3 separate regions of the Homo sapiens genome follow, and regions 1 and 2 are each linked to region 3. A link is a loop called in an ENCODE intact Hi-C map of the cell type or tissue named here. Cell type or tissue: heart right ventricle. All regions are shown on one strand.

Region 1 (8,000 bases), 350 kb before region 3:
GAAAAGCTAATCTCCAGTGAGAGAAATTGTCTGAGAAGGATCGAATGCTTTATAAAAGATTCATCGCTGGTACGTACTGGGTTTTGATGAAGGGAAAAATCCTTGAAGGAGATGCTTGGAATCATTTCTTTTAGTCAGAGAATGAAAGGGGGGGATGTAAACAAAAGAGCAATTGGAACCTTTATATATAATCGTGTATTTACATTTTATTTTTGAAATCACTAACATAGGGGGCTTTTCTGCATCCTTGGAGCATGCAGGGAGAGATCTGAGGTTTACTTGATTGATATGCCGTATATCACATGTTCACAAGAATTGACATTTGCACAACAGACTTTTTAAAAACAGTATTTCTTATTTCAGCATGGAAAATAAGTTTTTGGAAATGAACATATGGGTAAGAGGAAGAATCAATTAAAAACATTCAAAAAATAAACTTGTAGCTCTTCACTAGAGGAAAGATGAAATAAGAGACACAAAACCCCAGAAAAATGGTTAAAGCAGCAGAACCAGCTAAGACTTCTGTAAGTTTTCTTTTGGTGTGAGGCCACCTGCCTTCACCCTCCCCTGCGCGGTGGCGCCTGGCTCCCTTCCCGCTCAGGACTGTGCAGCTGGGGACTCCAGCCCACGTGGACATCCACCTCCTGGCCCAGTGTCTGGCACCCTGGGCTCTCAGTGGCCCTCGCCACCACTGACTCGCCAGTCATATTCCTTTGTGGGAGGCAGCTCTGTGGGATTGGAGCACATTTTGTAAGGACAGGAATAAAGACCAAGGCACCCTGAAAAAATGATTCAGAAACCTGCAGGTGCCATGGTCCCGCAGCCTCTGTCTTCCAGGAGCTCCAGTGAACTCTGCCCTTTTTCCCTTTAGCTTTCGTAATCTGCAGGGATGTGGCACAGAGATTGCCTTCCACTTCTTCCTGCTTCCTGCAAGTGGAGAAAGTGAGTTCCAAGAGCCACAGTGAACGGTCCGGTCTTTAGTTAGTGGCCGGGACACTGGGAAGGAGGGAGTGTTCACCCTCGCCCTTGAGCTGAGACTGAGGAAGTCCCTGAGGTTGGCTGTGCCCACTTTTCCTGAGCTCATAGAACCCCTACCTCCTAGAGGCCTTCAACTTGTTTAGTTCAGTTGGGACTTCTGTGTTCTTTCTTTCTCTTTCTAGTTGGAGACTGTCTAAGGGAATCCTAATGGAATCAGTTGCCTTCCTCCGCGATCCCGTTTCTCCCCTTGTTTCATGGCCCCTTTCACCCTTCCCCTTGGCCTCCCAGGGCGATGTGCATAGGGTTGCAGGTGCTGACAGCCACGCTGCTCTCACCTGTACCTCAGGCTGCACACACGGATCCCACCTGACTTGAAAGTTTACCACGATAGAAGAGAAAGGAAGACGTGTATATTAAGACTGAGAGAGCCCAAACAGATTTCTTAAGGATAATTACTACCTAACCTTACCATCCGGAAGAGTCATATATTAAGGCAAGAAATAGGAATGCACCTTATTTTAAAATGGTTGCAGTACAATTCAAAATAAATCATGACTTTCAGAAGCCCTCTGACAGCCCATTCCTGGTGATTCAAGGTCATAAATTACCTTTATTGTCTGCTAAATCTATTACTAACTTACATGTGCATACTAGGATTTCAGTTTCTCTGGTCCCTTTTCAGTGGCAAAATGATAGTAACTGGGCTATATGCTTGCTTCCAGGGTGCTTATGACATTTTCCTTAAGTCTTCTCCCTATTGAAAAATTCTAGTCCCATTGCCTTTTTTCCAGCCTTTCCTTAATCCTTGGATTCTTCCCTGAACCTTCTCCATGTCCTTTTTGCCTGTGGCCCTCATGCCTGAGCAGCACTGTGGTGAGCACAGCAGATGCAAGACAGAGAACGCAGGCCGTCCCATTGCACATAACTGTATAATGCTCAGTCTCCAGTTTGTAGTTTACAGTAATCTCCCACGAGTCACACAGCTTTGAAGTCAGTTGACTTACAAAAGCTTTTATCGGGATCATGTGTGCAGAAATTCAGAGCTTCCATTATGGCTAAAGGGGGATTCTAGAGGGTGTTATTTGGTTTAATTTATTGTGGCATTGGCAGGATGTGACCTCTCTGTGCCTCATGGTTCAAGGACGTAATTACAATACAGACGATGGCTGGAAGCCCCTGATTGGTGTGGGCTGTTCTCCTCAGCATCCTGGGCCTGCAGTGCCAGAAAGCCAGGCAGGCCGCAATAGGCCTGTGACGTGGCTAAGTGATTGCAGGGGTAACCTGAAGAGCCTGCTTCCTAATTGCATCATCTGATTCATTTATCGCAGTGCAGTATCTTGGTGCAGTGACAGGACTGTACAGAAGTATCAGAGAGATCTCTAAGACTCAGATAGCACGAGACTGCTGCGCTGTGCTCCAGAGGAAACCTGATGCCTATTACATTAGAGTTGGATTCTGAGAGTAATTAAAGTGTGATGGTCTACATAACTTGTGTTTTATATAGAGCACTGTTAATTATATTTCTCTCTCTTGGGACTATGCAGAATGAGTCCTGGAAATTCTATAGTTACCAAAATGTAACAAAAACAAAAGATAAAAGTGTGGTACAGGTTGTACAAAGTGAAATGACCTTCCCAAATGTTCTTTGGCCTCTTGGACTCGCAGGTCTGATATTTTCCATTAAGACCATGAATAATGAGGGATTAGTCTCTTATTACCTGAGTTCCAAATGACTATGTATGTATTTAACATCTAAAATAAAAGAAAAGTTTTCAAAACCCGTTCACTTTTGAGGCTTCCCCTTTGGCTTCCGTGCGGTGGACTGGACTGCTGTCGAGTCATGCTGTCTGCCACGGTTGGTAGCTCCTACATCAAGTGAGGTATTAGCCCTAGATTGTCATTTACTGTACAGACTGAAACTTTTCAAAAGCAGATGGTCTTGTGTTTTCCTTGACAGCATGGGCACGGGAAGACCATAATCCATAGCTTCAGACCTGACCTTAAAAACCGATGTCACCGACAGCAGTGAAAGCCACTTGTTAATTATGCAGCCTTCTTGGCATTGTTCGGTTTCCCAAGGCTGGCCCCAAATTAGAAGGATGTTATGTTTTCCAGTTACAATTTTGTTTGTGGAGCCCAGAAAGCTATTCTTTGGATTCCACATTGGAATGAAAAGTGTCTGCAGGGTGTCAGGGTGGCACTGTGCTTGGCTGGCAAGCTGCATGCCAGGGCCGGAAGGTACCCGATTCTCATGCCCTCCCATTTGCTGGCAGAGCCCGCCCGCAGCTGGGTCCAGAGGAGCTAGCCTCACCTTCCCAGGCAGACTTGTCCCCAAAAGAAAGGAGCAGAGGAGGCGCCCAGGAGGCAGAGTTGTTTCTGCTAAGATTTGATATCAGAATATGCTTCATTTTCTCTCCTACCTAAAAATCTTTATGGCTTAATTCAAAAGATTACTTTATCTAATAAGAACTTAAGAATAAAAAGCATCTAGATACCTCAGTATCCTCCTCAATATGGGATAGGTTGTGTTTTTTTCCCTCATTCTCCAGGTAGCAATTGTAGCACTTCAGAAAGAAAAAGAAACTTCCTTTACACAGACTCCCAGTATGCAGCTCCTCCTTGGTAAAATATTGTGCTGAAGAGTTCACTCTACATCCTGGGTGATATTGTCAGTTTGCTGTGCTTAAGTAGCTTTTCACTAACATGCCAGGGTTTTCTTTTCCTGCTTTTTCAGTCTTTTCGGCACTTCCTTTTGAGCTCTTTAATGTGGTGCATGTAATTGAACAAGAGCTGAAGTAGATAATTTAGCAGTAGTCCAGTAGTGCTGGCTGATGTGTATGGCTAAAAGCTGGGAGGTTCTGCATCTTGGACTGGAGTTGCACTTTCCAGAATTAGCCTCAGGGGGGCACCAGATCCTCCAGCATAGTCTCTGTGAAGAAAGAGGCCCACGTTGCGAGTTTCCTTGCAATGGAATTGCAGTTGGGGATGCAGACCTTGTGGCCAGAGATGAAGGGAGAGAGGGAAAAACCCAAAAACAAAGCAGGGGTGGACGTAGGGGTCATTGCCACTCAGGCTGAGCTGTGAAGCAGCAGGGGGCTGAGGAGCTTTCTTCCAGCTTGGGCTACCCGGGCTAATTGGATAGAGGCCACTGGGCAAGGCTAGAAGGACTTCAGGCAGGGGAGGGGGTGCTGGGGATCCTCTGTGTCCAAACACAGAGAAGAGCACATGTAAATTTAAGACGCAAAAGTACATTTGGTACTTGTTAAGTTCTTAAGCCCAGGAATGACAGATTTATCACTAATTAAACAATAATTGCATTATGGAGTACTGAAAAAATTGTTTGTGTATAAACAACATCTGGTAAAGATTAAAAAGAAAGAATAATTTTTCCGAGCTCAAATTTGTTAAAAGGAACCTGAATGTTTTAAAACAAAATAGATCTGAAAATGTAAAAGGGATATTTAGAGTCTTATGTTTAGTATTTTGAAAATAGAAAAGAAGCAAATGGCATAATAAAAAATACATATTTATAAAGGTGCCTCATTGTACATGATAGATGTGAAGGTTTTGTATAAATAGGTTTTTCTCAAGCCAAATCATTTTTCACTTCAATAGAGGAGTTCACTGGTGAAATGACTCTTATGGAGAATCTTCTTTTTAAGAAGAAAGGTATTTTGTAGTGAATATGCACATATTAACAACAAGGGCTTCCCACTGTGGAGAGAACAGTGGCTCGGAAACAGCTACACGGTGGGACGGGATTGTCCGGCTGCTGGGTAAACTGGAGGGGAAGCTGCCCATCAGCTGATTCTTTAAATGACCCATTTCCTAAGTAAATATTTAAGCTACATGCAAGTACATGAAAATACCAGGAAAGAATCTATTCCAGGCTTAATGAACTTCAGCTTCTCTGTCATCTGCTATTTCCTTCTTTATTTTTAAGGCGAATATATCTATGAAAGGTGATAGATGGAAAGCACTTGATAATTTTTTCTGTTCCTTCACTGCCTTTTTATTTTTTCTAAAAGGGATTTGCTTTTGTCTGTGAGTTACCTTAAATCATAGTATAATTTCCCTTTTTGGTTTGTTTTCTGTCCCTCTCCTTTTCCCTATTCTCTCTCTCTCTCTCTCTCTCTCACACACACACACACACAGAATCAGCAAATGACAGAAAGAAATGCTTCTTCCTGAGAATTCTGTTCTTCTTGTTCTCAGGCCTCTTTCAAGTGGCAAGTGGCTTGTAATAATCATTGGTGAGTTGGTATGAAAATAACAGCTTAAGTAAACATCAAGGACCGGGCACAAGAGCCTGTGTAATTTGCACAGTTCATGGTGCAGAGTGACAAGTTGGCCTCTCCCTTGCCTCTCTTCCAAAACAGGCACTGAGACCATGGTTATTGTGTGTTGATTCCATGTTGACTTTGTCTTCCCTTGTGTTTTGAGGGATGAAGATGGGCTTTCTTTCTAGGTGGAGGGGAGATAAACAATGCAATTCTGGGTAGCCATGAGGGGAGATCAGAGGGAAAGCTCTTGTTAGCCCAAGGGGATGCACACCCAGCAGAACAATCGGGTCTATACAAGAGGGAGGGCAGAACCCAGAGCTCTCCATCTTCGCTCCCTAGTCATCCTGGGCATTCAGTGAAAAGCCTGAGGGGGGAGATAAGGAGGGAAGGACAAGACTCATGTTATTGAAGACCTCCTGCTGACATAGCTCCCCTCGAGTTGAAATGATCTGCCTGTGGAAATTGTTAGGCCAGATGGAGAAGAGAGAGCTTGAGAAGGAACAGATTTTGGTAGGATGGAGAAAAACAAACAGATGGAAACCACAAAAGGTTTATTTTATTTCCCCGCTTTTATAGAAAAGATAATGGCCGCAGTCATGGGGCTTCAGAGCCCTGGCTTGCAGCGTGACCTCTGGTGTGTTACCGGAGTGCCCCACCTTACAAATAAAACAGGATCAGAGGTTAGATGCCTGCGTCATCACTCATGAAGATGCTACAGAGATTTAGGGGGGAAGATACGGCTTCCAAAGAAGCGTGTATTAAAACCTTAATTCTATTTGGAAGATTATCTTGATAAGAAAAGCAGCTTAAGATTGCTTTTGTGATTTGATGTCGCTGGGACATATGCCTGACCTGTAGTACTCTAGTCCTCATGAGGGGACTCACTGACCCTGAAATTATGTGCTCAAAAAGTATAAAGAGTGTCATTTTAAAAGCCATCGGTGAGGGGTGCAGATGAGAAGGAGCAGTTCACAGCTGTAGGGGTAGCAAGGGAGACTGGTTTTCTTTTTTTTCAGTGAGGTCAGGAGATCGAGACCATCCTGGCCAACACGGTGAAACCCCATCTCTACTAAAAATACAAAAATTAGCCAGGTGTGGTGGCACGTGCCTGTAATCCCAGCTACTCAGGAGGCTAAGGCAGGAGAATCTTTTGAACCCAGGAGTTGGAGGTTGCAGTGAGCCAAGATCACCACTGCACTCCAGCCTGGCAACAGAATGAGACCCTGTCTCAAAAAAAAAAAAAAGGAGACTGGTTTTCAAATCAAAATCTCTGCCGTTGCTGTTTCTGCAGGTTCCCCTGCCTCCTGGCCTCTTACCTGTTTTAAAAGCTAAAATGGGTTGTGGAAGCAGGCTGAGAGTAGCCAAGGGTCTGAAATATTTGGAAAGAAAGAAATCTAAGAGGAGAGTCCATCTGTATGGGGAAGAACAAGCAGATTCCACACAGCCAGCAGGCATTTAAAACATTGGATTGAGCGATTTTGCTAGAAAACAGCGCACAGAAGAGGAGCAGATCTAAGCTCTCACTCTCTTCTAACAAACTGAGTAAGAGCTGTCTTCCTTGCTCCCCCAGTGGTTTTCATAGTAGCCCTAATCTACATCTGATCATCATTTTCTTTGCTGTTTGGAAATCCCTATAATTAGTATTGAATGATTCTCTACTAGCATCAAACCTATAGAATGGCTCTGGGATAGTTTGACCATTTAGAAAAAAGAAATTTAATTTTACCATTTTCAAGTTTCATCTTACTTTCTATCAACGCATTTCCAAGCTCTTATCTGTCTGCCTGTGGGCACATAACAGTGCTATTTGATCTTAAACACTCTTATTCAATAGGCATGTTGTTGTACAAACTTTGAAAATTGCTCTGGCAAACTTAGATGAATCACATTTCTTCAAGACATACGGTTGCTTTTCCCTTGTTTTATTTTTTCATTATGAATACATAGAAACTTTTATATTTTCCGTGCTTATATCCGGTGACCTCTTAATAACTTTTATTATTTACAGTGAGACTGGGCATCAGGAGATTAACTGACATGCCTAAGTTCGAAGCCACGAAATAACCTGCCTCTCCTCTCTTGAACGGTGGTCCTGCCAAATTATTTTCTTGCATAGATAATGAATTTATCTGTAAGAATATCAAGTTGGTTCCTTTTAGATAAAAATGCACATCAGTGAAGGATGAGGGAGCATAGATTATTTAAAGAGTAGGACATTTTAACTTGCAAATTAGAAATCTTGAAATAATTAAAAGGAGATTTATCCTGTCCTGAAAAAGTGGCAGAGCTCCTGCCTGGAGCCCGGCGGGTCCAGCAGTGCTGACCAGTGGACGCTAGATGGCGCGGGCTCAATGTCATCGGGGAGGCCGCGAGGAGGCGCGGTCCTGCCTCAGTGTGATCCAGGGCACGGCCGGAGCAGAGCGCCTCCTTTTTTCTTGCCGACGGGGGCCTGTGAACAGTGTTTCCCAAAGCTAGTCATATCAAATGCACTCTGACTTGAATTTCCAATAGCGCCTGATCCACTAACATGTGAATGCTGCTGTGAAGCAGGGGTCCCCGCCCCCTGGGCGCACAGCGGAGAGGAGCCCCTAGCCTTCCCGCCCGCACCTGCCCCTGTCAGAGCCCCGCGCTTCGCTTCCCACGGAACCAGAGCCCCATCCTGACTGCGCATGCCTGGAATCGGGTTGTCCTCTGATGATCTGAGGAGCAACCGTTTCATCCCAAAACCATCTCCCCCTC
Region 2 (8,000 bases), 240 kb before region 3:
TCCCAGGGGGCCTCCCTACTTAGGAGTGCTGGGCACACCATCAGTAATGCCACCCATCTCCCAGGACAAGCACTACGAAAGAGAGGCCAGACTATCACCTGGATTTCATATTAACAGATTTGGTTATTATAAATTAAATTGAAATGAATTTCAACCTCCTTCCCTTGAGTAACTTTCCTTTTTAAATTCTCACCATGCCCCTGATAAGCTGCTGGAGAAGATGCTTACAAAACACTGAAATGCCCAAAATATAAATAACAAATGAAAGAAGGACAACAAATACTGGAAAACTTAGAAACTCCAATCAGTGCTGAAACAGGAGCTGCTAACACATGGCGTCTCTCAAATTCTGGGGGTGAAGGAGTGACTGGCATGGCACTGAATGGATGGCAGGTGTGAGGGCCCAGGAGGGTGACACGCAGCACACAAAAAAGAAACAGCACTTACACTTGAGGATCTCGAGTAACTTTACCCTACTGAGAAAACACAGGCTTTGGAAGGGGCCACACCGGTTTACAGGGCATGGCTCATCAGTAACACACGCAGACAAAAGGACAAAGGCCAGGAAAATTCAGACTGGTAGAATGATTTAATGTATGCATCTACACAATGCCCATAAGGAATTCAGTAATGTCCACCTGAGGCCTGCCAGCCTGATTGCCTCTCACCCTCACCTCTTCTCAGAAATGTGTGGCTGGTCTTCTGGCACCCCCAGTTTCCCCAAGAGAGTGCACGGTGACAGGAGATTTCATGTTGGTCACGGCAGCAAGTATAGAGGACCACATCCTAGGGAGTCCCAGGCAAGCCCCTGAGAGAATCAGTTTTCAGCAAACGAGGACAGCTCAATGCCACACAGCACCTGCCCACACAGCTACCTGGAAACTCTGCCCCATGTGCGTTCCTCACCAGCTGGCGCTGCCTTCCAGACACACTAGGCTAGTATCTCAGTAATATGGACCAAAACACTGCGGACATCTGGGGCCAATGGCTCTCGCGGAATTCTTGGATAACCTAACACAAATAATATACACAATTGGGCAGGGAAATTCTAATACAATGCTCTATCTATAATAGAAAGCAGAATTAAAGGAAAAGTGAGTTATAAAGCATTAATATGGACGTCAATATTTACAAGCTGATGCCTGAGTACCCAATTAAATACAACAGTGAAGCAATGGGCTGCCTGGAGAATCCCCACTAACACACAGCTGTTAATGCAAACTGAAGCAGCTGTGGCAGGTGGTCACTCAAACATCACAAATGCATTCTCACTGCAAAAGAGATTTTCTGAAATGGCAAGTAACTCTTGGAAAAATTCAACAAAATACAATCTTCCCAGATTTACCCTTCAGACTCATTCCCAGAAACCTGAGTCAATATTAAAACTGTGTACATAAAAGAATTTCTAAGCCCAAATATTAGACACCAGTTTTTCACCTGTACAGCTCTCCAGCTGGCACCTGAAGGCTGTGTGGGTAGTGACGTAATTCTCCAGTCTGCTGGAATGCACTGTGCACCACAGGCATAGTGCGCCTGGACTCCATACACCCACGGCCAAAGCACCCCGATCACAAAGCACCCACATCACTCCCACGAGGGTGATTCTGCCCTATGAGAACCGTTCCTTTATAACAAACTGCCACCACATGACAAAAGTGCCTCTGGAGGCCAAAATAATTGATGTAAATTGTGTTCAGTTGAGGTTGTTTATTCAGATATCAGACCCTAAGAAAATCATCTCTGTCACTATTTTCCTCCCATGAACTTCTGGCACTGGGCACCTGGGTGCTAGGTGTGAACTGGAATGCCTCTCATCTTTTCCTCTTGACAGACTGCATGCCCCGCTTCAGAATATTTGGACAAGCACAAATTTGAAAGATAAACAGGCCTGCAATGAGTGTTCTGAGGCTCATGATTCTGCTGAGACCCAAAGGGTGGTCCTGAACTTCACCCACGACGAGAGGGTTATTTCACCGGAATGCTCTGTCATGACTGATGATACGACTTATTTAGAAAAATAGGTTCACTTGATTTGCTCACTGCCAAAATTAAAAATACCTGCAAATTCTAGAATAAGCAAAAATAATGAGAAACTCTGGTCATTTGGACTTGAAAACGTAGTAACCCCTGCCATGTTCTAATGATGTGATAAAGTTTCCTGCACAACTTTTGCAAGGCTTTTGGAGATAGCCTAGATTCATACAGATACTGCTAGTTGCATTTTTAATAAAGAATCCTTAAAAGCTACCAAATTCTAACACCTAGAACTTCACTATTTAATTATTTAAAGCACCCCAAAACATGGCTCTACAGACACATGTGTGTCTTTTCTATATTAAAACAATGTGTATAATCAGAAATACAAACTGACAAACATTGGTTTGAGTAACAGAACTAAAAAAAAGAATTCAAAATACCAAAAACATCACTCCTCAAAGTAAATTTAATTTAGACAATATCACATACACACATCAACTCAATACTTTATATCAAGTCCACAAGAAAAAAACATAATTAAATGGAATGTGTTTAACTGTTGCATGCATGACTGGTGGTAGAACCTAGAGAGTAGGGAGGATAGGCATCAAAGACTACAAGTTTATTTATTTTATTATTCTATTTTATTTTATTATTTTTTGAGACAGGGTCTCACTCTGGCTCTGTCACCCACACTGGGGTATAGTGGTGTGGTCACAGCTCACTGCAGCCTTGAACTCCTGGGCTCAAGCGATCCTCCCACCTCAGCCTCCCAAGTAGCTGGAACCACAGGTGCATGCCACCGTATCCAGCTAACTTTTGTATTTTTTTATAGAGATGGGGTTTCGCCATGTTGCCCAGGCTGGTCTCGAACTCCTAGGTTCAAGCGATCCACCCGCCTCAGCTCCCAAAGTACTGGGATTACAAGCGTGAGCCACCACTCCCACCCTACAGTTTTAATTAACATGTGTTAACAATGCTTGAAAAACTGTAAATACCTTAAAATAGTTCCTAGCTTTCTTCTGTACCTAAGAATATAAAACAAGTCAACAGTTAAGGTTATATTCCTTATAGCTCATGGCAAAGATGTGGAGAAACTGGGACCCTTGTTCATCACTGGTGGGAAGGTAATGTGGTATAGCCACTTTGGAAAACAATCTAGGCTTCTTAAATCACTCCATTTACTCAACTGCTCATATAAATTTACTCAACTTACGTGACTCCTAGGTCATCTATCGGAGAGAGGTAAAAGCATATGTTCATTTAACAACTCATCTGTACTTACTGCAGCATTACTACAGCCCTAAACTGGAAATAACCCAAATGTGCATCAACTGGTGAACAGACAGATAAAATGTGGTGTAACCATAAAATGGAATACTGTCCAGGAATAAAGGGAACACAGCGATACACACTGCGACATGCATGCACCTCAATACGTTATGCTAAGTGAAAGAAAACAAACACGTAAGACCATGTATTATATGATTCCACTGATATGAAATGTCCAGAAACTGCAAATCTACAGAAACAAGAAGTAGATTTACAGGTTGCCTAGGGATGAGGAGAGGGGGAAATAGGCAGTGATTAGTGATGGATGCCAGGGGTTTCTCTGGGATGATGGAAATGTTTTAAAACTAGATTGTGGTGATGGTTGCACAACTTAGCTAACTTACTTAAAATCAGTGAATTGTTTATGGCACGTAAATTACGCCTTAAAGTTGTTAAAAACATATATATACACAGAAAGAACCTGTGCTGAAGCCCTGGGTAGCTATGAAGTGTTAAATCTATATTCCGGTTTTCTCTTACTTTCTTGACTTCAGAGTGGAAAAGATGACATCAGTCCATTAGCATTATGAGAATGCAGAATTTTGCTATTCAATTTCCTCTAAAGATAATAAAGGAACACGGGGGAGGGACGCATGCAGGGGAGCAAATAAATCTGCTCTTTCCTCATTACGGAGTTCAAACTGGGTCACAGCCCTATTAGGCTTAACCACTCGGAGCTTACTTATTACTGCTTGCTGCCGGCGGAGGCAGTGCTGGGGCCTGGGAACTGGCAGAGTCCAGTGATGATCATGACCACTGCCCTAGGAACACACGACTTTTAGAATGGGCTAACCCAAGCAAGACACCTAGGCTAAGCATAATGGGCACTCTGAACAATTAGGAAATGACACTACAGAAATTCTTATCTTTAGCTCATGTAACCTAAAACCTTACACAAGTCACTTACCTCCCAAACTTCAAAGTTATGTTTTATTTGTTAAAATCACTATCAACTTAATAATTATACAAAACGAAAATACCAATGTGGTAAGCAGGCAGCCCATGCCCAATAATCTAAGACGACCTTTCTTGCACCTTTTCTCCCAACTCCTGATGAATTAACTTTTGCCAAGTACCTACTAAACTCACTGCTTTGCTCAGTGGGGTCAGCTCTGGCAGCTAACCTACCAGCTCTGCTTTGCAGACTCATCAACAACTCTTGTCTGTCTGACAAGGCACTGAGCCGTATCCAGCACTGTTGCTGTGGACAAGGAAGTAGCAATGGGCCACGTCTGCAGTGGCTGTGGGCTGACAGTATCTGTTAACAGAAGGCTGGAAGGAGTAGGGGGACACCAGCATATGTAATGGCCTCTGCTGGGAAAATGGATCACGGGAGAAGGAAGAACAAGGACAAGCCAGAATTTCTGACCATCCAAAAGCCAGGACACCAAGACTGCCCCAGCCATAAGACCATGACACATGCACCAGGTGCAGCAGGTGAGCACTGTAGACCATCTTTTATTCCCTGTAGAAAAGCTATTGAGAATGGTTCTAGCATAAAGAAAAGACAAATATTTAAGTTGATTGAGATCCCAAATATAATGATTTGATTTTTATAAATTATATGATGGTACTAAATCACATGTACCCTAAAACTATGTATACCTATTATCCATCAATAACAAATAAATAAATATGAAGCTAATAAAGTAAAACAGTTCATTGGCCTAAGGGGAAAAAAAGGTTTTGAATAGGAAAGCAAAATAATAACAAGTATGATAAGAGGGCCAATCTGATAGAAATGGTTGGAATTATTTTTAGCTGAAGTCGATAGGATGAAAATCTAACCGTATGAAAAGTGAAATGCTGTGGAAGAGTAGAGGAAGCAGGAAATCGGAAACGCTATATTTATCCCCTCCCCTCCCACCATTCCCTTGAGTATTTCCTTTATTTTGAGAAGAAAGCAATAAAATTATTCTCCATACCAACATTCTCCCTCCTCTCAGAGACACTCTGGCAAACAAACCGGCCAAAGGCCTCATGGAACGTGGGGCCACACGCTCAGGCTCAGAGTACAAAACTACTGCCAGCTCTTGGGCAGTCGGTACTCACACAGGGGTCAGATACCATATCTAGAAACGGCTCTGGCCAATGACCAGGTGGCGTTTCCCTAGGCCTAGGAGATCCCTGGTCACTCTCAAGGCTGAGGGGAAGAACAGCACAGCCTGGAGAAAACAATGAGAATGCTCCCGAGGCCTCATGGAGGCAGTGCTGCCAGTGGCTGCTCACGAGCTTGTGGATGAACTGCTACTCTCTGTTGACAAAGGTAAGGATATTCCAACAAGGACACGGACTATGGAAAACAACTGGTGGCATTTTTCTCATGATTCATTCCTATCCTACGTTCTCTCTCATTCCTGACTCTCCATTTAAAATAAACTTCTCAAGGAAAAGCAGGGATCAGGTGGGGAAAAACAACAACCTGCCTGGATGATAGAGCCGGCTGGCTGATCTAACATTTGACATGAAAATTATCCGACATAAAACCATAATTTCTTTTCCCATAAAAAATTCAAGCATGCTCATAATTTACAGGGCATGTGGAGTTTCAGCCCTTAGCAATTAGGAAGCCAGTGTCGGTCCACTGAGCTTTATCCAATGACCCTTTTAACTACTTGAAAATGATGTCTGATTATCAAGTAATGTTATGGCTTACCTATAAAAACTTCTTTTCAAAAATATTGATCCTTGACTACATAAGCAAGGCCTTTCTGAGAAGCCTTTTTAAATCATGCATAACCCATTACTCATAGCTGGGACAAACACTGGACCCATTTCTTCTGTGACTAAGTGGGTTTCTGTTAGTCAGCGCTCAGGGAAACTTATTAACGATCCAGAGCCAATTCCACACAAGAATAATAGTTACTGCAAACTCAGACCTCTGTAGTTGCTGGGAGGCGGGGGTCAGGGGAGATCTCAACACTTGTTGTTGAAAGGTTTCTGGAATTCTTCAGTTGCTCAGGACACCAGCAAGCATTTTTTTGTGGATAACCAGACTTTTTGTAAATTGAGCTCACAAAGACCTCAACCAAAATCAATAAAACAGCTCTAGTGACTTCAACTAAAACTCCCTTTGGAGGAGCCGACTGGAAACTTCCAACTGAACCTGAGGCAGTATTTGACTAGGGCAGAGTGGCCCCATGGGGCAGCTTCCTGGGTCTGCCTGGGAGGCAGGCGTCCTCTGCACCTGTGGCTGGGACCCACTAGAGAAGTGACTGGGCTGCTTTCCCAGTCTTAATGCTGGGGACACTTCAGCTGGCCCACATCCGCCACGCTGATGTTCCAAACGTGCCCTCATCGTCATTCTTCCTGCAGCTACACTTCCTGGTCTCTCCTATCAGCTCTCAGGAACATCTTCTGTTCCCATAACACACCACAGATAACAAATGACTTTAAGTCTGAAAACAGTACTGGAAAAGCCCATTCCCCAGTAACATTAATTACTACTGTCTGTGACCCATGATGCAGGGGCAGCTCTGTGCAAAATGTTTTCCCGTGAAGTCTGTTTTGCAGATGAGGAAACTGAGACTTAGAGAAGCGAGTCGGTCCAGCGTGAAAAAGCCGGTGAGGGGCAAAAAGGTGGGATTTCAATCAGTTTGTCTGATCACAAACCCATGTCATTCCGGACTACAGCGGGGAGAAAGGTACCTTAAGATCTCAATTTAACCCTAATAGCACAGGTGACCCACAGCATCAGCTACAGCCATGGCCAAAGTTCTATGGAAAAATAAGTTAATGGAAACCACACATGTTCTGGGCAAGGGGGGAAATGTTTCCATCCACAACAGACAAACATTTTTCCTGCTAAGAAAACTACATCAAAAAACTTCTTGGGAAGTAAAACACTCTCAACAAACTATTTCTACTGAGCTATTGTTAAAACAGCTGCTTTATTTTGAGTGATTTCTAACATATTAAGATAGACAATAATGAACTGTCTTTAAAAAAAAACAAAATAGGCCAGACGCGGTGGCTTACGCCCGTAATCCCAGCACTTTGGGAGGCCAAGGCGGGCGGATCATGAGGTCAGGAAATCGAGGCCATCCTGGCTAACACGGTGAAACCCCATCTCTACTAAAAATACAAAAAAAATTAGCCAGGCATGGTGGCGGGCACCCGTAGTCCCAGCTACCCAGGAGGCTGAGGCAGGAGAATCGCTTGAACCCAAGAGGTGGAGGTTGCAGTGAACCAAGATCGCACCATTGCACTCCAGCCTGGCGACAGAGACCCCATCTCAAAAATAATAATATAAGGATGTATTCCCAAATATGCTGGCAACAGTTTTTCAGAGGAAAAAAACCCCACTAAGAATACCATAGAGGCACTTTCTGTTTTATTCTTAACCTTCATGTAAATGACATACCTCACCCTCTAGACACCTGGAACATCATTTTGAAGAGAAGGAATAACACTGAAGTCCACACGTTTATAATATGCCTCCTCTCTTTCTCTGTAACAGTGTATGATCTCAAAACAGGTTTGATACAAAGAAAAACAAAAAGCTGAGACAAAATCTACAACAATCACTTGCGACTACTCTCTTCTCCCCTCCCATTGAATAATCTGAACCAAGAGCAAGAGTCCTGTAGCAGTGTCTGATTTCTTCTCTTCTATGACCTTGAACTCCATCAGGGGTTCCCAAGAAAGTGAAAATGCGGTTAAGCAAATCTAAACAGAAATAGTCCTTCTTC
Region 3 (8,000 bases):
TCTCCCTACATTTGCGTTGAATTTTTGACCTGATTTTCTTGCTGCCTGTCTGGTTCTTGTACCATCCACGTAGTCCATGGGCAAGATGATACTTGTGGAAACAGCAGAAACTGAAACTTACTTCCAAGAGAAAACACTGCTAATGGAGTAGAGGTATTTGTTAGATCCCTGCACAAGGTCAATAGAAATCCACGTAGAGCGCCCAATCCCATCACAACCCAGCACCTTCATCAGCATGTCTGCACTCTCAAGGTGACATGGGGAAGACACCGGAAGTCACAGCAGGATGTGGCAGGGGAGAGAAATGGAGATTAGCAATTAAAAAGTCAGAAACCGTAAATGACCCAGAGTTTGAGAGTGAGATAGCAATAGTGGTAACAGAACCTGAGGTGAGTCCAATAAAAATATGTTAAAACTGTCATTGTTTCCTCACAGTCTTCTCTGAAGTTCAATAATGGAAATAAAATAATTGGTTTTTAAATATCACACAAATTCATACTTTAAGTGCTCAAGATGATTTCCTCCTATACAGCGCGCAAGTTTTTTTTTATTTTCTTAGATTCCTAAAGTTCCTCTACTTAGTAGAGCTCATTTGGAATCAACTGTTTCAGACTTCAAGCTTTTAAAAGCAAAAAGGTTTCTTGGCTACCAAGTGACAGTCAAATCGGGGCAGATCAATTGGCTGGGCCAAATAAGAACCAGCCAGAAACCCAATTCCTTGTCAAACTCTTCTCAGAAGCTTCTCACTAGAGTCTGGCCCTGGGCTTCTTGCCTGGATCCTGGTTGAATGCTGGAGCCAGCGCTGAGATCATGGAGCGCTGCTAGTGCTCTGGAGAAGATTTTCATTAGTTCCCTGCTATGAGGATGTTTCTAGTATCCTCATTTGATAGAAAAGTCTCTTTTGAGTTGTCTCTTCATGGATTATTCCAATGAGCCCAATCTTACATGAAGACTGCCCACTGCCACAGGGAACAACACCTAACCTTATCTTCCAATCAGCCTACAAAAATTGCAAAGAATAAGGTGGAAATACTGCCCCAGAAAGCAGAGCATGCATTCCCAAAACAAAGATAAATAATTTCAGGATTGTCTATTGTTTGGAATAAGCCTACCTTGCAAGAGAATTAATGAGAGTTTATTGCTTTTGGATATGTCCATTCATTGAGTTCCACCTCTGGAATCTGACAGCTAGGGTTCAATTCCCTGCTCTGCATTTACCAGTTTGGGCACATCACTTAATTTCTCTAATGCATCAGTTTCCTCATGTATAACAAGAGAATTATCATAGTATCTTGCTGTGAGGATTAAGTTAGGATTAAATTAGATAATCTATAGAGTGATCACTAGGCATAATAATTGGCACAAAGTAAGTGTTCAAGAAACATTAGGTGCTGTCATCATCTGTTGTTGTTGTAGTCTTCATCTGCAAGCTCTCATCTTTACAGCTGTCTACCCTTGATGCTCACTCAGGCTAATTTTCTGAAGGCAAAGGCAAAGAATGCTGAAGGTATGGCTGCCACATGTGTACTGAAAACCGCGACCTGATGAGGCCCACATATGGAGTTCAAGGTTGAATGGCATTAAAACACAGTCCACACAAAGCGATCCATTTAAAGGAGAATGACAGCCTAAAGGGGGCATCCTGTATGACTTCATATAGAATGGGCCATTTGGAGACTATTTAAATGGTGTTTACTTTAAATGAGCCATCCTTGATGAAACAGACAGTGAATGCCTTCATTTTCCTTTTGATTCAATCCACTTGCACTAGACTCCCTTTGCTACACCAGCTGCAAAACAAAGAGAACACACTGTACTTGAATTAACCCAGAGTTTTTCCTCTGCAGAGGCCAGAAACCCCTCACACCACTGGATGATTTCACAGCCAGGTCGGGATTCATTAGCAAGACTAACAGAGAGGGTTGGTAGGAAGGGATGCAGAGGAAACAGCACTCCTTAACTTCAGGCACAAGCCGCCACCCAGCTTGCCCTTCTTTCTGGGCAGATTCTGTAAAGCTGGACTTCTGACCTCCTCAGAAAGAGACCAGAGTTCTCTAACGCCCCTACATCACTTTCTCCTATTGGACTGTATTTAGGGGGAAAAACTCTCATACTTCAGTTGTCTCACTAGTAAGATACATGTATCGTATGACGTATTGACAATAACAGCTGTTACAAGACCCAAATAGACATTTTCATCTCCACAACAGGACTGAAATTTTCCTTAGATGACTGTGCTTTTTGCAGCTATAACAGAACTTGAAATGGATCAATTTTCAAATCACAAGAGGCAGTTTAAAATTTAGTTTTTGGGCCGGGCGCAGTGGCTCACGCCTATAATCCCAGCACTTTGGGAGGCCGAGGCGGGTGGATCACCTGAGATCGGGAGTTTGAGACCAGCCTGGCCAACATAGCGGAAACCTCATCTCTACTAAAACTACAAAATTAGCCGGGCATAGTGGCACATGCCTGTAATCCCAGCTACTCAGGAGGCTGAGGCTGGAGAATCACTTGAACCCCGGGAGGCGGAGTTTGCAGTGTGCTGAGATCGTGCCATTGCACTTCAGCCTGGGCAACAAGAGCTAAACTCCGTCTCAAAATAAAATAAAATAAAATAAAATATAGTTCTGGGCCAGGCACAGTGACTCACGCCGGTAATCCCAGCACTTTGGGAGGCCAAGGCGAGAGGATCACCTGAGGTCCAGAGTTCAAGACCAGCCTGGCCAACATGGGTGAAACCCTGACTCTACTAAAAATACAAAAATTAGCCAGGCGTGGTGGTGGGCACCTGTAATCCTAGCTACTCAGGAGGCTGAAGCAGGAGAATCACTTGAACCCAAGAGGCAGAGGTTGCAGTGGGCCAAGATTGCACCACTGTACTCCAGCCTGGGCGACAGAGTGAAACTCCATCTCCAAAATAAAAATAAAAATAAATAAAATTTAATTTTGAAAATAAGTATCATAACTAAAGAGTGTTAAAACAGTTATCTTAATTATTTTTTCAATGACTTCTAAAAACTGTCCTGTGAATAGTTTTGAAGATTCTATTTTCCACAGGAGGAAGAATAATTCTCAGTGAAGAGGGAAAAAGGAAGAACATGAAGGAGTAGTCAGTTCATGAGAGGAGAGAGAACTTTTTATACTAAACCTGTGAGAAACTTAGCTGAGATAATCATTTTTCATAAAAAATTTTAAGAGAAGAAAAATCAAGATACGGTAGTCATTTTTACACATCAGTCATGCCTACCAATAGTAAATTAAATAAGAAATTTATGAAAAGTCAGTGTCCTATTAGTAGGTGAGTCTTGGATAAACTCACTTAATATAATTAAAAGCACAGCTATAACCACACACACATAACCACTCTGCTTGTGCAGAGGCTAAGTTAGATCATAGCTCTGCCAAGTTAAGCATCTCATGGAACTTCTCATATTAAAGAGTTATTGTTTTCACTGCAAATTAAAACAGGCACTTAAATTCTTCCTATGAAAACCATCCATTTTACTTTTTCAACCTCTCCACTATAGGTTAGACAAACAGCATGAAGCATTCGGAAATATCAAATTGATACGTGCTTTTATTTAACATATAATCTTTCTTTCCTCAATCCTTCAGTAGCCCCTGCTACTTTGCTACCTCAAAATTGTTTCTTTCTCTAACCACAATTCCTTATTTCAGCAATTCCTATCCAAACTATTATATATGTTATGATTACTTTGGAACATCTTTGTATCACAAATTAAAGATGCCTAACAATGTTTACAGGAATATGTATATTCAGAAACATGTACACTTATAAGTGTATACAGACATACTATAGAGAATGTATATATCATATATTTTAAATATATAATATACATACATCTGTACAATAAATATAATACATTCACGAAAAGGAGAGAGAGCTCCCCATTTTGGCTGCTCTTCCCCTCCTGGCCTCCTTCTCCACTGCTTGGGTCTTTCAGCAAACTAGCTTTCTGTCAGGACTTTGCAGATGCCGCGTCTACACCTTCCAGTTTTCTAAGTGAGTGCCACCCTCGTGAATACCCATAGCGTGACTGTCTCTTGTTAGTTCTTCTCCGCAGTTGCTCAAGGGTTGTAACTGGCACCAGAACAAACGAGACAGTAAGACGCCCTGGGCACCAGCATTGCCTAACCAGGGCAATGTGCCAGGTCAGGCCACCACTTTGCAAGCACTGATGCTACCCAGCAAGGCTTCGGTTTTCCTTGCCTGCAACATGGTACCGCCTCAGGCACAGGAGAGGCAAGAGAGAATGACCTTCAAGATCATTCTTGTGAACTAGGTAAAAGAGCGCCATCTGCTGAACACAAGCGCCTCTATAGGTTTTCCTTGTTGGCTAACGGGATACCTAAAGGAATATGCCCCACCAGGCTTGTTATTCAAGTCTCACCGGCCACTCTGACCTTCAATGCAGGTGACCCAGTTCCCCTTAAGCTGGATCAGCTAACTGGACACCAAATCATACTGCTCCAGGTGGTCACAGGTAAACTTGAGTGCTTTACTCACATGGAACATTCATGAATGTCAAGTCCAAGACAAAAATCCACAGCAATGAGAACTGGTATATACATGCCTGCCAGAATCATCAATGTCTGAAAGAAACCATGATGACTTTCACATATGTCGTGTACAGTAAGCGCAGTGCCAGGAGGGTAAGCAAGAACTAGTCAACAACAAATCACAAAACAAAAGAATTAACTGACACAGATTTAGAAATTACTGGCTCACCGGCATCTTTCTAATGGGAAAAGATTAATACGTTTACCCTTAAAAACATAGGAATGTATGTGTACTGGCGTGGAATAAAGTTTCCCTAGTTCTAGAAACAAGGAGCTTTCTCTACTTTGCATTCTTTCTTTGTGAGGAAAATACTTAATCATAACCATTCCTAAATGCCTCTTAATTTACCATTTCCTCATACGTAATTCCTGGTTGCATACTATGGGAGCAGTCTAAATAGTACTGCTCATTTGAAAAGTTGGCTTTCAGTTGCACACAGGAGGGTCTGGACTCTCAGATCTTGGCTTTTTCCTGGAATTTCCCACACAAAGTCAAAAGAAAGAGAATGTCAGAGAGCTAGTCTATTGGGCAGGCCAGAGAGTAGCATTTTGCCCAGAATGAAGTAATGTCTACAGTCTTACTTTTGCACTAAAAAATGAAATCAGATCCTATGCAAGGGCACATGTAGTTTTTAACACCTTTCACTTGTTCATATGCTTTTTCTCCTTCATCTGGAAGGAGCTTCCATTAGGCAGTCTTCTTCATTTACTTGAGGCTTCCCACAAAAAACAGAAGCAGAGTATTTTCTTTTTCTTTTTTTGTTTCTTTTTTTTTTGAGACGGAGTCTCACTCTGTCGCCCAGGCTGGAGTGCAGTGGCACGATCTTGGCTCACTGCAACCTCCGCCTCCCGGGTTCAAGCAATTCTCCTGCCTCAGCCCAAGTAGCTGGGATTACACGCGCCTGCCACCACGCCCGGCTAATTTTTTTTGTATTTTTAGTAGAGACGGCATTTCACTGTGTTAGGCAGGATGGTCTCGATCTCCTGACCTCGTGATCCGCCCGCCTCGGCCTCCCAAAGTGCTGGGATTACAGGTGTGAGCCATGGCACCCAGCCCTCAGAGTATTTTATTTTTCTAGGAAGCAGGGATATACTAAATTAGACTCTATAAAAATAAAACTTTCACGCCTATAATCCCAGCACTTTGGGAGGCCAAGGCGGGCGGATCACAAGATCACGAGATAGAGACCATCCTGGCTAACACGGTGAAACCCCGTCTCTGCTAAAAATACAAAAAATTAGCCAGGCGTGGTGGCGGGTGCCTGTAGTCCCAGCTACTCGGGAGGCTGAGGCAGGAGAATGGCGTAAACCTGGGAGGCAGAGCTTGCAGTGAGCGGAGATCGTGCCACTGCACTCCAGCCTGGGCGACAGAATGAGACTCTGTCTCAAAAAAATTAATTAATTAAAAAAAAAAAAAACTAAACAAAAAATTACTAGAAGAAAATAATAATGTACTAAACCAATTCTTTTTAAAATTTATTGAGGCTGGAAAAAAGGCATAAACTGTAATTAAGCAACAAAAGCAAAAGAAATGACCCTGAAGTCGATTTTGTTACTATCACTAGTAGTTTTAAATGTTTCTTCCATGAACATACTACTTCTGCCTGATTATAAAGAACACATTTATTCCACAAATGCATATTGGGCACTTATTCTATACAAGGCACTGTATTAGGCATTGGGTCTCTGCGCTCAATAGTTTAGCTATATTTTGGTAGAGAATATAGGCCAACAATAAGCCACAGGATAACATCTCTGTCTGCCCAAATCACATTATGCTGAGGAAGTTTAATAATAAAGGAGAATAATAAAAGAGCCAAGCAAGTTAATCTAAATCTATGGCCTTGTCTTAGCCTTCTTTAAAAAAAAAAAAAGAATAACAACTGCTCAGCTAATAGAATTCTTACAATGGTCATCACCCTACATCCAAACCATTACCCTTCATTTTAAAAACAGTTAGGAGAAATGATTTCCCTTATGAAGCAAGGACCCAGAGATCTGTCTTCTGATTTCTGTTCCCTGCCCAAGGGCTGCTGTCATTTCTGTTGCTGTTATCTGCTCCCAGGTGCCTTGCTTCTGTGGAAAAATCAGCTGGTGCCCGGGAAATGTGCTAATCAGGCCTATGTGTCACTGTGATGGAAACTGTGACTTGCTGGGTCGCGCTTTGCCAGTCATGTTTTCAAAGATAGCTCATCGTTTTAAAGGGCATTCTGCACAACAGAGTAGAGGTCCTATGAGACCAATCTGCCAATCGAGAAAACATGACTTAGAAAGGAAATAGCATCATCTTGTATCCACATCCCCTTTCTCTAAGGAGTGCAGATACATTTGTAGACATTATTCCATCCTCAGAACAGCCATTTTGGTTCTGGCAAACAGCTTTATTAGTACTGTTTCCTGATTGTCCTCTGATAAACCCTGTCTGTGGGAGGAATTGCAGTATTAAGCATAGAGTTCTTTTATCTTGTCTAGCTTAATTCTCCCTCAGCTTGAACTGGCAAAGATTGTTCTGTGATATCATATAAGGTGTAAGTGGTGTGAACGTAAGTAAATCTCAATAAGCATCTATTTTATTACTCTGTCCTCAACTGGAATTTGGGGAAAAAAAAAGGTCCACAGATATATTCCTGGGGTTATAAAAGTTTTTCATATTTAAAGTTAATTCTCAATTTTTTGATAATAATCTTCAAATAGATACACAACAACAGACAGACAGATGAATATGACAGAGGTCAGAAAACTTTTTTCTGTAAAAGACCAGGTAACAAATATTTTAGGCTTTGCAGGACCTTGTTGCCAATACTCAACTCTGCTGTTGTAACATGAAGGCAGTCAAAGACAATGGCCATGATCCAATAAAACTTTATTTACAAAAACAGGCAGTGGACTAGATTTAGCCAGCAGGCCATAGTTTTCTGACCCCTAAAATCATCCAGATGTGAGTACTGCCAAATGATTTCAGAGTTCCCATCTGTATTAGTGTATATGATTGCATGGGGACGTGTAGGACTGCGATAATTATCAAGAGATAATGAGAAAAGAACATAAGGATGATGCTTTTGGCTGAGTAAAGGCCAAACGATATCACAGCATGCTGTGTAAACAAAAGTTTACAGGGAGATGAAAGACAAGTGGTGGAGAACTGGATTATTTTGTGGCTCAGGGTAGAACAGGTGTTCAGTCTCAAAAGAAACTGCATGGAGCCGTCAGCACCATATTCATATTGTAAGGGGCAATTTCATCTCAGCAAAATATTAATATTTATATTCAATTTATATTTATATATTTATATCAATATAAAATTCAAATTATAAATTATAAATTTGAATTTTATTGATTTGCTAGTTTGATCTGCATTTCATTTATAATTTTATTTTGGCTTTACGGATGTGTAAGAGTTGTAAGAACACAGAGTTCAT

What was found. A loop is a pair of places that touch in the nucleus more often than their neighbours do. Peaks named below come from ENCODE experiments on the same cell type or tissue, not always from the same donor. Only the 100,000 strongest peaks of a DNase experiment are listed, where the experiment ranks them.
Region 1: a loop joins it to region 3, with 6 times the contacts of the local background. A loop is called at or near these places in 95 of 110 quality-filtered maps.
Region 2: it touches region 3 in a loop (4-fold over the local background); 19 of 110 quality-filtered maps call a loop at or near these places.

Annotation. Positions count from the first base shown.
Region 1 is chr9:95,127,415-95,135,414 of GRCh38, reverse strand. It overlaps FANCC (FA complementation group C), which reads left to right. Exons shown (of 15, transcript NM_000136.3): 8 at 1-69. It also overlaps a transcript of AOPEP not described here. Among named protein-coding and RNA genes, the nearest start is that of MIR3074, 45 kb to the right of the region's middle. RefSeq lists an enhancer at 2,732-3,234 and silencers at 3,754-4,048, 5,194-5,488. In heart right ventricle, CTCF peaks have their summits at 3,879 (motif pointing right), 7,381 and 7,595 (motif pointing right); DNase peaks (open chromatin) are centred at 3,894 and 7,624; H3K4me3 peaks cover 671 bases.
Region 2 is chr9:95,021,906-95,029,905 of GRCh38, reverse strand. The region is part of intron 13 of AOPEP (aminopeptidase O (putative)); the gene reads right to left. Among named protein-coding and RNA genes, the nearest start is that of MIR6081, 39 kb to the left of the region's middle. RefSeq lists a silencer at 869-1,019 and an enhancer at 5,428-6,627. In heart right ventricle, CTCF peaks have their summits at 4,008, 5,306 and 5,511; DNase peaks (open chromatin) are centred at 3,986, 5,438 and 6,541; H3K4me3 peaks cover 1,861 bases; H3K27ac peaks cover 8,000 bases.
Region 3 is chr9:94,779,547-94,787,546 of GRCh38, reverse strand. All of the region lies in intron 3 of AOPEP (aminopeptidase O (putative)), which reads right to left. Among named protein-coding and RNA genes, the nearest start is that of MIR2278, 26 kb to the left of the region's middle. In heart right ventricle, a CTCF peak has its summit at 4,320 (motif pointing left); DNase peaks (open chromatin) are centred at 4,316 and 6,686; H3K27ac peaks cover 4,561 bases.